Regions from separate parts of the Homo sapiens genome. Here region 2 is linked to region 1. Evidence: chromatin loops called from intact Hi-C (ENCODE). Cell type or tissue: Caco-2. All regions are shown on one strand.

Region 1 (8,000 bases):
GTGGTGATACTGCACCATGCTGTCCTTGGAATGACCACCGTGCCTTCCAGGATATGCTGGGGATGACCAATGAGGTTTTCAACCTTTGAAAATGCCCCTACTCCCAAATTTACACCACAAAAACATGGAAATCAACCTAAAAACAGTGCGGCTGCTTCTGCTCACTTCCTCAGGTTTGTACCAACAGTGGATCTGGTCTAACTCTGTTGAGGTCAGCATGTAGGAATCACAGTTCCAAGAAACAGAAACAGTGCACAAAAACATGAATGTCTCACGAAGGTTTATTTGAATAGAGTTACATCTAGAGTTCTCATTTCAGTGTACAAACAACTCAGTGCAGTGTTTCTAATACAAGTCATATAAAACTGGAACACACTAAATGAATAGTGCACTTGATAGAAAAATAAATTACACTTTAAATGCTACTGCAAAGTTTTACACATATAAAAGGTAAACACAAAATAGTTAGTGAGACCCTCATAACCACTTATCATATCCAGATAAGGAGATAAAAGGGGCAAAGGAATCTGTGCTATAAAAAAAAATCTCTCTGAAGAGGAGAAATCCTGACAAGTAACTGAATGATCATCTCAAGCAATGTGGTGACATAGGGACTTACAGATCGTATCTCTTAGAACTGGGAAGGAATCATAGCTCTACCAATGTGTTAACACAACCCAGTTCAGCTCAGGGCAAATTTCTATAATTCAAACAAATGTCCTCATACTAACGCCTAATATGTAGGAAAAGTTTCCAACTTTCTTCTGACCACTGAAGAGGTACAGTGTTTAAATTTTTGAGAGGATAAAAAGGACAAATAATCTAGAAATGTGTCTTCTTCAGTCTGCAGAAGACCCCAGGTCTCCAAGCAACCACATGGTCAAGGGCATGAATAATTAAAAGTTGGTGGGAACTCACAAAGACCCTCAGAGCTGAGACACCCACAACAGTGGGAGCTCACAAAGACCCTCAGAGCTGAGACACCCACAACAGTGGGAGCTCACAAAGACCCTCAGAGCTGAGACACCCACAACAGCACCTCGTTCAGCTGCCACATGTGTGAATAAGGATGCAATGTCCAGAAGTGTTGGCTGCCTCCAAGTGACAGGTAACACTGCAGAACCTATCTGAGGACCTGCCAGCCTCCCGTTTCACGCAGCCACTCTGCTGCTCTACAAAGTTTCACATCAGGGGTCAGCGGCTTTGTAAAGGGGACTCCGCAGGAACACAGCTGTGCTGGGGCTGCTGCTGCTGTACTGCGCCAGCAGAGCTGAGTGGGACAGTATTTACCATCTCTGGTCCTTTACAGAACAAGACTGCTGACTCCTCTCAATGACAAGACAAAAACTCTGCTTCTCGAGACTCTTACTTAGAAAAATAGCAGATTTTTCTCTCTGTGACTGATAAATAATTCTGCTAACAAGACTTCTGAAGGAAATCTTCATTTTGGGGCTTAGCTAAGAGAAGAAGAGGTGCAAGTTTTAGCCAGAAGTGAGAAGCATAAGATAACAAGTAGTCCAGATCCAAGAACCCAAGAACAACTCAGGGCTTTCATCCTTAAATCTCCATAGGATATCTGTGATTGTACAAAGGCAAAGGCTAGAGACAAATGTTAGGAGACTATAAGAAATATTTTTAAAAGTTTTTTCTTAAAACAATGTATAAATGTTAAGGAAGTAAGCACACAAGGAACAGAATCATTCCTCTGTTCAGCAGTGTCTCCTGAAGAGTAGGAATGAAATGACCATGACCTCCTGTGTGTCAAAAGATGATGCTACTGACATGTCACAAATTAGGTCTCACTGATTAATTTACAAGTTCTCAGGCAAAGTCTAGAGCAGGTAACTGAAACCTTCACGTCTTATTTTAAACCATCCTGTCAACTCCCACTTCCCCTATCAGGGCTATGAAATGGACTGAGTTGAGGTTCCTCTCCTGTCTGCCCGCAGGGAGGCAGCACTATCTGCTCCCCGCCACCCCACCGTGCTCCGTCCGAGGCGTGCACGGCAAACCCTCAGCAGTGCCCCCGGCTGCCCCTTCTCCAACCTCAGCCCAGTCTCACCAGCCTGCTTCTCACCCACTATCATCTCCAACCTTTCTCTTTGAACCCATCAAGGATGCCGGCACACATGCCTCTCTCTTCTCAAGAGACAGACATCTCCCCTTCCCTACCTGCCACATTCGTAGACCACCTCAGCCCTGCCTCTCCCCACCACACTGTTCTCAGGGGAGCAGAACAGGAAGAGCTGTTACAGCAGCTCTGCGCATGGCAGCAGCAGCAGCTATGACAGGAAACCAATCCCCAACACGCATTTAATCTGTCGGGGCCAATTCAGCATTCAAGTATGAACTTCCGTGTTTGCCACTTCATGTCAGGGCATGAGACAAAGTTTCCTCTGAGCTTGAAATTCAAGTGAATTTTAACAAAGTCCCTACCAATATTCTAACTGTCAAGAATACAGGTATCCAACGACATAAAGGTCACAGACTATGTCCAACTACCTAATTCCTAATTTTAGGAAGTTTAAAATAAGGATGTTGTCACCTCCTGAACTGGATGGGAGATTTAGGTCTTCCAAGGCATAATGCCTCAGCTGCTCTGTGGTGAGCAGCACAACGGTAACCCTGTAGGACATCTACGGTTGCCAAGACACTGAAAATTTGATGCTCATTCCATCATGTCCTGGGTCAAGCCCCTGGTTCTAGGTGTCACCTTCAGCTTTGAGAAAATATGTCCTATAATTAAGAACTGGCAAGAGCCCCACCAGTGAAACTCAGAAGCTGTTTTTAGCATAATGGCTAAGGGGAGGCAGCCAGCAAGAAGTGTTGACTTTCCTTCTGCAAAAATGTTTTGTGCAAACGTGGGTTCCAATCACTACAGCTCCCTGGGAAACAGTGCAAGATTAAAATTCCTGAGCTTTCCAGTCAGACACTAGTGTGCGTTTGCCTGGACACACGATTATGTTATAAGGAGCCCAGGAAAGTCCAATCCATGAAGTTTTAAGGATCTAAGACTGGATGTTCTTTTATGCTAAGCAGTACAAATTAGTGCTTAATTATATACATATTGCAGGACAGAAAACTAGAAAGCAAATTCCAGGAGGTATAGCTTAAGATCAGTTCTCCATAACGAGGGATTAACAACTTTACCAATATGGTTTCCACATCATCCTTCTTCCCCATGGCAACCGAGGTTTACCTTGTTCATTCGAAAATTATAAAGCTAAATAGCGTTATTTCTGGGTATTAGAATTACAGATGGACATTGCTATACTTTATTTTTCTGTGATGAGTATATATTATTTTAACATCCAGAATTTCTTTGTACAGGCCCAAAGGGATGGGGAAGTTTTAGAGATCTCTTTTAAACTAACACAGAATTCCTAGTGCAATGCAGGTTCTTTCGGTATATGCTGTGTATAGCTTCATACATGGTAGGTATTTAAGAAACAACATCCCTTCACCCCTGTTCCTATTGCCTATTTTGGTCTTGGTGTATTTGTTTTGTTTCATTTTTTTTTCCAGTTTGAAAGCTCTAAATTTATTCAGCTTATACTGAAAGGAAATGAAGTCTATGTCCAAATAGGAAACAATGTGGAGTACTGCTGTGCTGTGCCTTCATTACCTGAGACTACAGCAGCCTGCATTCTCCACCGGGCTCGGAGGAGTGCAGATGCCTGAGGTAAATGCCCCAGGGTCTCTTCAACAGTAACCCACCCCACTGATAAGTTACATGATACGTGTGTGGTGCCTGTGAGTGCTTCCTGTGGAAAGGCAGGGTGAAAAAAATATGACAGGATTTTATTTGATTTCTCCGTAGTTCTTCTCAGGGTTTATCTTGATGTAAACTTGAAATATTAAGATAGCCAGTACAGTAAGAAATCAAAAGAATGGGAGACATTTAAAAACTCTCTATATTCTAAACTTCTCTTTAGTGTTGTAATAATTGTAAAAAAAAAAAAAAGTTGGCCCTAAGTCTGCCTTTATAGTGTCCACATTAATTTCCTAAATTCTTGATTTCTAGGTAAGTCAGGAAAAGTGCAATTTCTCTAACAGGCAGCCAGATCAAGGATGCTCTCACCCTGATACTAGATGGAAATAGCTTTCAAAAGGCTGTTGACTACCAGAGGCAGGCTTGTTATGAAGTTGTTATGAACAAATAGAACCGCTAGGTGGAGCCAAGAGTTTGAAGGAAACCCCAGAAAAAGAAATTCCCTTCTTTCGGGAATTTGTAACATTTATAAAAGTATAGAAAGTTCAAGACCAAACACTCTCTTTTGGGCAGCTATGCAGTGTGATTCAACAATTCCAGTTGGACGGAAAATACAGCTGTCTTTTTTACGGAGTTGAAGTCAAATCTACGTGCAGCTTTTTTTACCTACAAATAATGGACAAGCTCCTGAATCCAACATATTCTAGCTGAAACGGATCCCAGGACGGAATGCTGGAGAGATGCGTATTCCAGCTACAGGCCCTCAGAGCTCAGTGGTCAGTAAACACTTCTGCTTCAGGACAGCTTCTTCTGCCAAAATGGGACCAGAGCTGAAAGGAAGAGAGAATGGGTTACTCAGGGAACCCCTGGGGTTTGGAGGAGGACATTCATGTCTCCATTAGTGCCACACAGAGCATTTTGAGGGTACAGCAGATTACAGACCTAAGTCAATATGTAGTAACACCTAACCTGGCAATGAGATATTCCATAGAAGGGAAATTTCTGGATAAACACTGCTTATTTCATTTTGAAATAAAATATAAAGACAGCACAATTTCCCCTTCTTAGCAAATATGTTAAACACACACTTAACCATTTCTTAATGAGTCAGGGTTAGTATGAGTATCAAGAACAGTGCTGTGCTGAGCTCAAGGGCAACACACTCAGGCTGTTCTCTGCTGCTGCTGCTCCTTTTTTTTTTTCTGTGAGACGGGGTCTTGCTCTGTCGCCCAGGCTGGAGTGCAGTGGCATAATCATGGCTCAATGCAGCTTCAACATCCCAGGCTCAAATGATCCTTCCACCTCAGCCTCCCAAAAGTAGAAGTAGCTGGGACTATAGGCCTGTGCCAACATGCCTGGCTAATTTTTGTATTTTTCTGTAGAGATGGGGTTTCACTATGTTGCCCAGGCTGGTCTCAAACTTCTGGGCTCAAGCCATCTGCCCTCCTCAGCCTCCCAAAGTGCTGCGATTACAGGCATGAGCCTCTGCACCCAGCCCTGTGTTTCTTTACATATTCCTACATGGCCGTGTCTGTGTTCCTACCAGTTAATCTATTTTGTTAGAGCCGTGTGAAAAAGAAGCCCTCATGGGCTCTGCATGAGGGCTCGTGAATTTCTGCTGTCAGTGAACTGCGTGAGTTTAGATGCAAGGAAGTAACGACATCTGATTTGGTTTCATGAAAACTGAAAACACGCTGGGTAAGGTGGCGCACGCCTGCAATCCCAGCACTTAGTGAGGTGGGAGAATCCACTGAGACCAGGAGTTCGGGACCAGTCTGGGCAACAAAGTGAGATGACGTATTTACAACAACAACAACAAAAATAGCCAGGTGAGGGTGGTATATGCCTGTAGCCCAGCTACTCAGGAAGCTGAGGCAGGAGGGTTGTTTTAGCCCAGGAATTGGAGGTTGCAGTCAGCTATGATCATGACACTGCACTCCAGCCCAGGTAATGGAGAGAGACACTGTCTCTAAAAAAAGTTTAAAGATGTAAAACGATATCAAAGTACATAATACAAAGGACATAACTTAAAATGTTGAAAGTGGTAACAAGATTTATAAATGAAACAGAGTCACCTGTACCACTCTCTATTCCTACTTTGAGGGACAAACACTTTCAACTGATTCTTTTCCTGGTATTTTCCTTCACTTTTCTGTGTCCCTGGTTCTCAAAGTGGGGTCTCTAGAATTTGGGAGAAATGCAAATTCTTAGACCCCACCCCAGATATACCGAATCAGACTATGAGGGTGGAGCCCAGCAGCCAATGTTTAAACAAACCTGTCTCCAGAGATTCTGCCTCACGACCCCCCAAAGTTCTGACTGTTCTGGGTGAGGTGTTTATACAATGACTTCCTCCTATGGACTGTGAAGGCTTACCTTTCTTCCACCCTCTCCCCAGCCCCACAATCCTGCCTTCTTATCTTTTCAGCACAGCTATATGACCAATTTTGATGATGTTAAAATTCAGTGTTTGTTGTAATTATGTAAATATTTTCACAACTATCAGTATATTTCATGTTTTATGTAACTTTTATTTTCCCTGGACTGAATAACTGCCTCATTTTTTTGTTGTCGTGATGGCTTAGTGGGTTTGTTGTTGTTGTTTTTTAGAAACGAAGTCTCAGTATGTTGCCCAAGCTGGTCTTGAACTCCCGGTCTTAAGCGATCTCCTTGCCTCAGCCTCCCGAGTACTTCTCAGTTTTCTATACAAATCTCTCATCTATCCCTAACCTCTCAGGTAAACCATGGATCTCTTCTCAGTACATTCAGACATGTAATATAATTTTTTAAAAACTGGAGGGTGGGGAGCCTGTTTGTGTTTTTCTTGGCAAAATCCTTTCTGCAACTCTATATCCTCCTTTTTGAATCTGGACAGGATCCTTTCTAGACCCACTGGGCAGCTACCATCTTGGAACCTCCCTTCACCTTTCTCTGGGTAAATCCCTGCACCTCTCTACTGCCTCCTGGGTCCCATGACTTCTTTTTTGGATAAAAAAGAGGAACATATCTTCCACTTTAGATGGAACACATCTTCCAGTAGCTTCCTGAGGAAGGCTACATGGAAAGTATATATTTTAGGGAAACTGTATGTCTAAAAATGTATTCTAATCTCACACTTCACTGATAGTTTGGGAATTCACTGATAGTTTGGGAAAACTCTGGGTGAGAAATTGCCCTCCAGAATTCAGAAAGCACACTGCTCCAATATCTCCAGCTGTCAGTAAAGTCTGCTGCCATTCTGATTACCAATCCTTTGTACGTACTCCGTTTTTCCCCTTTGCTGGAGACTTACATCCTCTCTTAACTTTGACCTCCTAAAGATTCATGATGCTCCTTGGTGTAGTCTATTTTCATTCTCTGTGCTGGGTACTCAACAGACCTCTTTAATCTAGAAACTCAAGTCCTCTGTTCTGAGAACGCTTGATTCCTTTCTTTGACAATTTCCTCCTTCCATTGACTGTAATCTTTCTAGATCTCCTATGATTCATATATAGGACGTCCTAGGCCAATCCTCCAATTTTCTTTTCTCTCCCAGTTTTCATCTTTCTATTCTACACATTTTGGGAGATTGTCTCAATTTTATCTTTTACACACTCTTTGGATTTCATTTTTAATATAGTTAATAATTTCTAAAAATGCTTGTTTTCCTTTTTTTTTTTTTAAGTTTCCTGTTATTGTTGCATGGATACAGTATCTTCGCTCTAAATTCAGATACTATGATTTTGTGACCTTTTCTTTTGTTATTTACATTGCCTTTTTTTCCTACTTCTATTTGTCAAAATTCACATTGCCTTTATTTCCTTGTTTTTCAGTTTACCTGTTCTGGTCTTTCCTCACATATCTGACAATCGTTAGCTCTCTTTGTATTTCAAAGAAAAGCTCTGGAATGTGTCTGGGACCTGTGTATATATGGGCAAAACTCATCAACGAATGGGCTCCCTGGTGATTATTTGGCAGATTCCTGGCAATTTCATCAGAGGATCCAAAAATGTATGTGCAGGCCTTTTTCTCTTTGGTTGGTTGGCTTCTCCAGAGAATAAGCCTCTTTTTCAACTCAGACATTTATACTTAGCTAACAGCATTCAGGAAACTGAGAAAAGAAGGAACGTTGGAAATTTCACCCTTCAGTGTGTGGACTTTGAGTTAGTCTTCCCGTGTTCAGTCTAGAGCCTTACTCCAAATGGAAATTCCAAGATCCAGAGCCTCTCTGGCCTGGCTCCTCCCGAGGGAAAACTTCAGAATTATGCTAAAATGGGCAAGGGTAGTGGGATGGCAGATGAGTGAAATG
Region 2 (8,000 bases), 230 kb after region 1:
ATTCATCAATCCTTCATCCCTTCATCTGCAGTCCCAATCATATTCATATTTCCCATCAAATATATATAAAATAAATAATTTTGGATTATCTCTACCATCTTTGTCCCCATCTTTTACATACATATTAATAGTATGTCCCCAGGAGTCATTTTATACATAATATCCCCGGTCTTGTCCCCCAGTCACAACGGACTTTTTTCAAATAAGGAAATAGGATCCACGCTGGGTCTATTAAGGGTTTACATCCCAGGAGTTTATAATTTAGACTGAGAGGTCCCTGTGGGCTACTGAGCTGGTAATATACAAACCTGGAAGTTATTAGTAGTCACATCCTACTACATGGATTGAGGATCACAATAGCAGTAGGTAGTTACACAATTTCTATTTAGTGGAGACTTAGGAGTCACAATCTGATGTGTGTGTGTGTGTGTGTGTGTGTGTGTGGTAGTGGTGTTACAAAACTCTGCTTGAAGCTGCTACTAAGTACACTGTTTTTACTTAGACTGGAGTGTTTATCTGGAGTGGCTTGAGAGGTAGGCTGATTCAATGTACAAATTCATTCACACTGAGAGGAATCAAACAATCACATAAAAAGAAACAGATGAAAAGCAGAAAAGTCGATGATTTTAAAAGTTTCCTGTAGAGGTGTGATTGCATTCATGCTCTTTAGTTTTGTGTGACACCTCAATAGCTATCTGATGTATTTATATTTAAATAAACTATTCTGTGTTTATGCTCATGCCAGGGGTATTCCATGAGTACCCTGTTATTTTCGCAAAAAACAAGGTCCTTAAAAACCAGAACCAAAACCACATAACATGATATCCTTGATCAATCTCAATTGTGATTTTCAAACCAACTTTGAGGTTGCTGCAAAGCACCAAAAAAAGCATAGCTGGCCTCCCTCTCTCAGGCTGCTGGTTCATACCTTTCCTAGAACAGAGAGACAGTTAAATGATAAAAGGTGCTTGAAGATCATTTAGGTAAGAAAAAGGAAAGTAAACAGAGTAGACAACATAAATAGGAATTTGAAAGCAATACTTGTTATATAAAACAGTAATAAAGATGATGTACCTACAATTAGTTAAGAATTGTCCTATGATGAACAGAAAGTTCATGATTGTGGAAGCTGAACAATGAGTAATAGGAGATTCATCATAATGGATATATAAGTTTTCTCTACTTTTGTTTAGAATGTTCATAATAAAAAGTTTTAAAAATTATCCTTGTAGTATCATTTCCATTTAAAGTAAAATTTTAAAGGAGTGCATAGGCAAGTATAATGTACTTAAATTACTCTAATAAAAAATAAACAAGCAAACAAAAACCCCCACGAAACTATACCTCTGTCTATATTTTGTTTTTTAAGGGGGTTATTTTGATAGAATCTGTTAATGCTTTAGAAGCAATGAAAGTCATAAATAGCTTCTTTATAAAAACAGGGATTTTAAATACTTACAGAGAACAAGTCAAAACTAACTTCCCAGCAACTTAAAGAGATTCAGCCAACATTTGACACTTGATAAATAAAAGAAATGATGAAATTCCTTGTTTTATTTAAACTAGTAAGAATTATAAAATAAGTACATATTCTTGAAAACAGGATTTATTTGAAACATTTAGATAACTCACAGGTGTTCCTGGTGCTACTCGAGACACAATCACAGGCATCTTCTGATCATATCCTCCCTTAAAAAGAGAATAAGTAAAATGTTAGTCAAATATTACCAAAATAAGAACATCTTAATTTAAAAACTGAGTATAAAATAAATTCCAGATTACCTTTACATTGAATCCAAACCTCCCATTTTCATCAGGTTTCATTCTGATTAGGACAAGATTATCATGTGGAATACCACCATTAGGCTTAAAAAGACAAAATTAAATAACTTGTAATTTTCTTCACTTAAAATCTATTCTTCAGATATATAGGAAGCATATTTTTTGTATGCTTATATTATGCATAGTTTGTAAAAAATCATAATTCTAATAAAAATTTTAGTTCAGAAGAGTAAATTCTTTGACTAATAACTTGCAGTTAGCCCAACCAGATATATCCTCTCATGCATTCTTACGAGCATATGCTAGACTATTAAGTGACAGGAGGAACAGGGGCCATGTCTGTCTTTATTAATTGCTATATCCGTAGAATCTGGCTCATAGCAAGCCAGGTTCATATGTATGAGTATACAGAGGGTGCTCATAAGTGTTACATGAATTCAAATGATACTTCCACTGCTTGATATATGTGATTTTAAAAAACAGCTTTATTGAGATATAATTCACATATCATTCACCTATTTAAAGTGTATATTTCCATAATTTTTACTCTTGTCACAGAGGTGTACAAACATCACTATTATCTAATTTTAGAATATTTTCATCAATTCCAAAAGAAATCTTGTATCCATTAGCAGTCGTTCCCCATTTTCCCACCTGCCATCCTCCAAAGCCTAGTCAACCACAAATCTACTTACTGTCTCTTGACAGATCTGACTGTTTTGGATATTTCACATATATGAAATCCTACAACACATGGCTATTTGTCCTGGGCTTCTTTCATTCAGTATGTTCTTTATTGTTATTTTTATTTTTAATTTTTATTATTATTATACTTTAAGTTTTAGGGTACATGTGCACAACATGCAGGTTTGTTCAGTATGTTCTATGCCTGCTCTTTGAAGGAAAAAATCTGACTAGTTCTTATCAGAGATGATCTCTTATAGGAATCTTCCCTTAACCCCACAGCTTATTTAATTATATACTCTATGTACTCCATGATCACTTCTAATTATAGAACTTATATTGAGATACATCATGGCACAATTCAGGACCAAAGAATATGATGAAAAAGAGAAGGTACTGTAATACAACTTACAACTAAAAACTGCCAAAGTACAAAAGAAATTTCATTTAGGATTTTAAAAATTCAAATAAAAATGAGAATATCTGAAGAAGCTACTTACAGTGGGTTTTTCAGGAGAAGATGGAATATCAAATGTTTCATTAATATGACTTTCTAGATCTTGTTGCGAATGTGAATAATGAATTTGGTTCCAACTGTTTTTCTTTGACTGTTTGGGTGGTAAAGCTGGAGGCTTCCCATCTCCAGGGGTCTCTTGTGATCTAGACAAGAAAACAAATTTGGAAGTTGTTTCATAACTTTTTTAAAAGTTAGGGTCAAGCAACCCACATATTTACAATGTCTGGTAGGAGACAGGCTCTAAATACCATATTTATTTGGAAGTGCCACTTTTTAATGAAAATTTTCCTAACTTTGAAGTAATAAATCTAATTTCCTACTTTATCAAATTTATAAACAATTATATAATAAAATATATTATCAAGGTATTCCTGTGAAGATACCTATTAATCTATTATAACAAAGTAAACATCTTTCCAAAAAAATTTTTTTAAGGTTGTCAGAGGAGTCACGGGTAGCCAGGAATAAGGTAGGCAAGAAAATCCAGAACTGATAATTGGGTAGTTCCACAGATAAAGTAACTATTCCAGCCTAAATAGCTTAAGAGATTGGCCTAATCTATTTAGAAATAAAATACGATTCATGGAAGTAATGAATTCAATGATGCAGTGAGGATTGGAAATCTGAGTAAGAGTGCTGAGATCATCACCAGAGCCAAAACTGGTTGAGATATTGTCAGAACATATGATTTAAGGTGAGAAAACAAAATCCAATTAACATTAGAGAGCATAAGCCTCAATTTGTGGCAACAGGAATTGATAAAAAGAGCTAGATATGATAAAGGTAACTTCAGGTCAGAAACTCTAGCTTTTAACAAGCATAAAATGTATAAAAACATTACTTGTGAGCATTCCACAAAGGCCAAAAGTAGAAACTTGTGGTTCAACTTGTGTCTTAAGAAGTATGCATCCACAGAAGTCGTGGATTTGGGAGAAGTAAAAGATTAAATAGGTAAGCGGAAAATTGTTCTTGATAAGAACACTGACCACTATTGGCGTTATTATCTGATAAAAGAATTACTGTCTTATTGCCTAAGGACAGGTATAAGAGAGATGACAGCTACTGTGTCAAGCCACATGGCTGCTGATGTGGCACTGAAGCACACATTTTATACCTAGTATCTGCTCTTCTGTTGACTAACGGGACACCTAACATCCAAGCTATAAGGTCTGGAGATAAGGAAAATGTATTAGATGATATTATCATTAAAAAAAAAGTTCTTCTTCCCCCCACTGACATTAGGCCTGGCCATGTGACTTGCTTTGGCCAATGACATGTGGGTAGAAGTGGAATGTGTAACTTTTGAAAGGAAGCTTTAAGAAACAGTTTATGGGCTGGGCACAGTGGCTCATGCCTGTAATCCCAGCACTTTGGGAGGCCGGGGTGGGCGGATCACGAGGTCAGGAGATTGAGACCATCCTATCCTGGCTAACATGGTGAAACCCTGTCTCTACTAAAAATACAAAAAAATTAGCTAGGCATGGTGGCAGGCGCCTGTAGTCCCAGCTACTCGGGGGGGCTGAGGCAGGAGAATGGCGTGAACCTGGGAGGCGGAGCTTGCAGTGAGCCAAGATCGCGCCACTGCACTCCAACTTGGGCGACAGAGCAAGACTCCATCTCAAAAAAAAAAAAAAAAAAAAAAAGAAAAAAATGAAACAGCTTATGATTTCATTATGCTTCTTTTTTCCCTTGCCCATGAGACTAGCCATGTCCCAAACAGGGAATGCTACCAGTCTGGGACCCAGAATGAAGATAAGGTAGAGCACAGCCACAGATGACACATAATGTACATACAATGTAAGAAAGAAAGAACTTTTGTTATGTCTCTTTAAGTTAGGCTCATTTGTGATCAAGCATAACAAGATAACTGATACAGAGATTTACTGCCAGAGTGACCCTTGGATACATCTGTTCTCCCTTGTAGAGGAGGTGTAAGCTTATTGAGAGGTTGGCTGCTAGACACCTAGTAAATAAGTGTTGTGAAACTGAAAGAAAGTATGATCAGTGCCAAGGAAGTCAGCTGGGATTAATAATGAATGATGTGATTGTATGGTCTTAAAGAGAAGTTTCTCCTAGGAGAGATTAGAGTCTTTCTGAAATTTTATAACATGGTATAAAATATAACTGCAAAAGAAGCAAGTGAACAGCAATGCCCACTTAGCCTAGATGTCTGCATAGAAATACTTCAGGGCACAAATGCTCTAAATTCTGCCAAGTCTACAAAGACTGCATCAGAGCATACATCCCTCTTTTTCAGCCAAAGCTTCATTGAGGTCTGCCTTAATGGCCAGGGCTTCCAGCTCCCAAATGTGGTAGTTCTTATGTTACTTTCAACTGCCAAGAATACAAGCTTCTAAGGGCCCATAGATTCAAGTATTGCTTGTCTAGGGAAATGTTTCCATGGATTAGAATAGAGATATGTAACTCAACCACGGCCTACTACATAGGATTAGAGCACACAGAGATGGACATCCCTTAGCAGAACTTAAGAGATGCAACATTTTTAAAAGGCAGTTGATAAGAATCTCTAAAACTTTACAAATACCAGAAGTAATTGGACTCGACATATATAACAGGTCTCACCCCTTACTTGGACCTAAGTGTAACCACTTAGGCAATATAATTAGAAACTCTTTCTGCTTTGCATACAGTTGTCATAACCAGGAAACATTTAAAAGCTAAATTTAAAAGCTGAGAAAAAAAATTTAAAACTAAAAGCCTGTGGGAAAGGGAGTAAGGTGGAGAACATATGAAAATGGAGTCAGGGAAACCTTCCTTATTCTTGGTCCAGCTATCAGTTTAAATACAGCACCAAAATATACAGGAGAAACTCAAGCCTGATCAGCAGTGGTATATCTAAGTGAGCCAAACCTGTATGGGCCTATCGGTGGCAATACTCAGTTATGCCTAACAGTGGCATACTCAGTATGGGCCTAACAGTGGCAATACTCAGTTACATGAGAGGGACAGCACTGATTCTATGGTACATTTTGCTAAAACTGTTGAATCTCTACTTCTGGGGTTACAAGAAACACCTCCAGAGGTGGTTTTTATTGCGCAATTATGATTAGACATTATTGTCCTAAAAGAGCAGTTATAAATTCATGGATTATGGGCCAATTTTGGCCAACATACATTTGGACCATTCATTGTTTTTATAAAAATAATTGAGTTAAACAATTACATTTTTAAAATTGCATACAAATCTAGATTTTCAAGATGAAAAATCTGGAAGCTCCGGAAAGAATGGGCCTGCAGTACCAGTTGTCAAACACTGTATAAAGCCAAGTGGCAGCTGCTGTCTTTAGATGCAGCATGAGCTCTATAATCTACACAAATCTCCATCCCGTGCTACTTGCAAGACTACAGGTATTTGAGAATAACCTCTTTTAACCTCTTTTTAAACAATCAAATCAAGCAGGAAGATACAGATAGGAAAAGAGCCCAAGTATAAATGCTGAGGTTGGGATTTAAGCCAAATTATAAGGAAAAGGTGAGGAGAATGAAGTATAGATTAAGATGAAGACGAAAGGACAGTAAAACTTTGGATTTCAGGACAGAGCTACCTGCCTTCTCACTGTCTTATGTAACTTTCTTATTAAAGTAACTTTTCAGAGAGTGGCAGACAGGCTCTCCATATGCCTGACTGCTGCAGAGGGTTAGGTTAGTCTAGGGAGCTCTTATAATTTAATTATGTACTCTCACAGTAATCCCTGTAACTGTTTCCCTTTTCTATACTTCTAATTTCAATAACCAAACTGTATACATACACAACCAAACTCTATACACACACACACACACACACACACACTCTGAAGTCTATAAAAGTAATCAAGGATGTCAACACAGACTCCTGAAATTCAAATATTGGGCAAAGGTTATCAATTACATTTTTTAAAAGACATACTCCAAGAATATTAATTCAATTTACTTTAATGAATAACTTTCTTCTTCATTTCTATTGTACAGCTATCATATATATTTATTACTTAAACAGTTATCTAGGAAGATGATTTTCATAGGTAAACCTTGCATTATAATTAGAAATGATACATTAAAAATAATGTCATGAAACAGTCCAATTCTTAAAAACAATACTATTTCTAAGTGCACACACACAAAAATCTGCCAAGTATAAGAGAATGAAGAGACATGATGCAATTTGGAGAATAACCAGGCAGCATAGTGAAACACAGCCCTGTCAGAAATTACAGCTGGTACCCTCAAGAAAGAGACCTTTAATTTTCAAAGAAGGCCAGCATTTACTGGCTTTAAGGAAGGGAGCTGGAAAAGATCTGAGTTAGGGAAAGTGAGAAAAAAATGCAATCCTGAAGGGATTATTTTATTACTTTTAAAAAAGAAAAATGAACAACCCTTGAAAATCATGAATTTTTTTTAAAAAACGGTAAAGGCACAATTGTACATAGAAATCTGTCACAGAAGCATAAAATTTATTCCAATAGACTAGAAAACAAAAACTATATTCTTGTTAGACACTAATACAAATGTGCCAGAAATTGATGGCTCTTTAAAAAACTCTTATTTTCCAGCCTGGCCAACATAGCAAGACACCATCTCTACAAAAAATTTTTTTAAAAAAATAAACTGGGGATGGTGGTGTATACCTGTAGTCCCAGCTACTCAGGATGCTGAAATGGGAAGATCATTCAAGAACAGTAGTTTGAGGCTGTGGTGAGCTATAATTGCGCCACTATGCCCCAGCCTGGGAGACAAAGAGACCCTGTCTCTTAAAGAAAAAAACAAACCCTTATTTTCTAAGATGTAGATCAAGAGAACATGTCTTATTTAACTATAACCACTACTGTTATTCTAGTCTTCAATTACGCATTTAACCCAACTTATACTCTACTTATATTACATTAGATACAGATAAAATTCTGATTCAAAATTCAGGCTTCTTAACACTTTGGCTACTTTATTCTGATAATGACAGTGTTTCAAAGTAAATGTCACTTCAGGTTGATTACCAATTAACGCACAAGGCACTTTAAAAAGC

Evidence for each region. Peaks named below come from ENCODE experiments on the same cell type or tissue, not always from the same donor. Only the 100,000 strongest peaks of a DNase experiment are listed, where the experiment ranks them.
Region 2: a loop joins it to region 1, with 2.5 times the contacts of the local background. A loop is called at or near these places in 4 of 110 quality-filtered maps.

Annotation. Positions count from the first base shown.
Region 1 is chr2:120,171,383-120,179,382 of GRCh38, reverse strand. It overlaps EPB41L5 (erythrocyte membrane protein band 4.1 like 5), which reads right to left. Exons shown (of 25, transcript NM_020909.4): 25 at 264-4,542. The coding sequence ends at 4,476. It overlaps LOC105373582 (a long non-coding RNA gene), which reads left to right and starts at 4,499. Exons shown (of 2, transcript XR_007087216.1): 1 at 4,499-8,000. RefSeq lists an enhancer at 2,150-2,249. In Caco-2, a CTCF peak has its summit at 4,151 (motif pointing right); no DNase peak of the experiment used is centred here.
Region 2 is chr2:119,940,207-119,948,206 of GRCh38, reverse strand. PTPN4 (protein tyrosine phosphatase non-receptor type 4) reads right to left here. Exons shown (of 27, transcript NM_002830.4): 16 at 2,967-3,126; 17 at 1,783-1,866; 18 at 1,633-1,689. Among named protein-coding and RNA genes, the nearest start is that of EPB41L5, 69 kb to the left of the region's middle. In Caco-2, no CTCF peak of the experiment used is centred here; no DNase peak of the experiment used is centred here.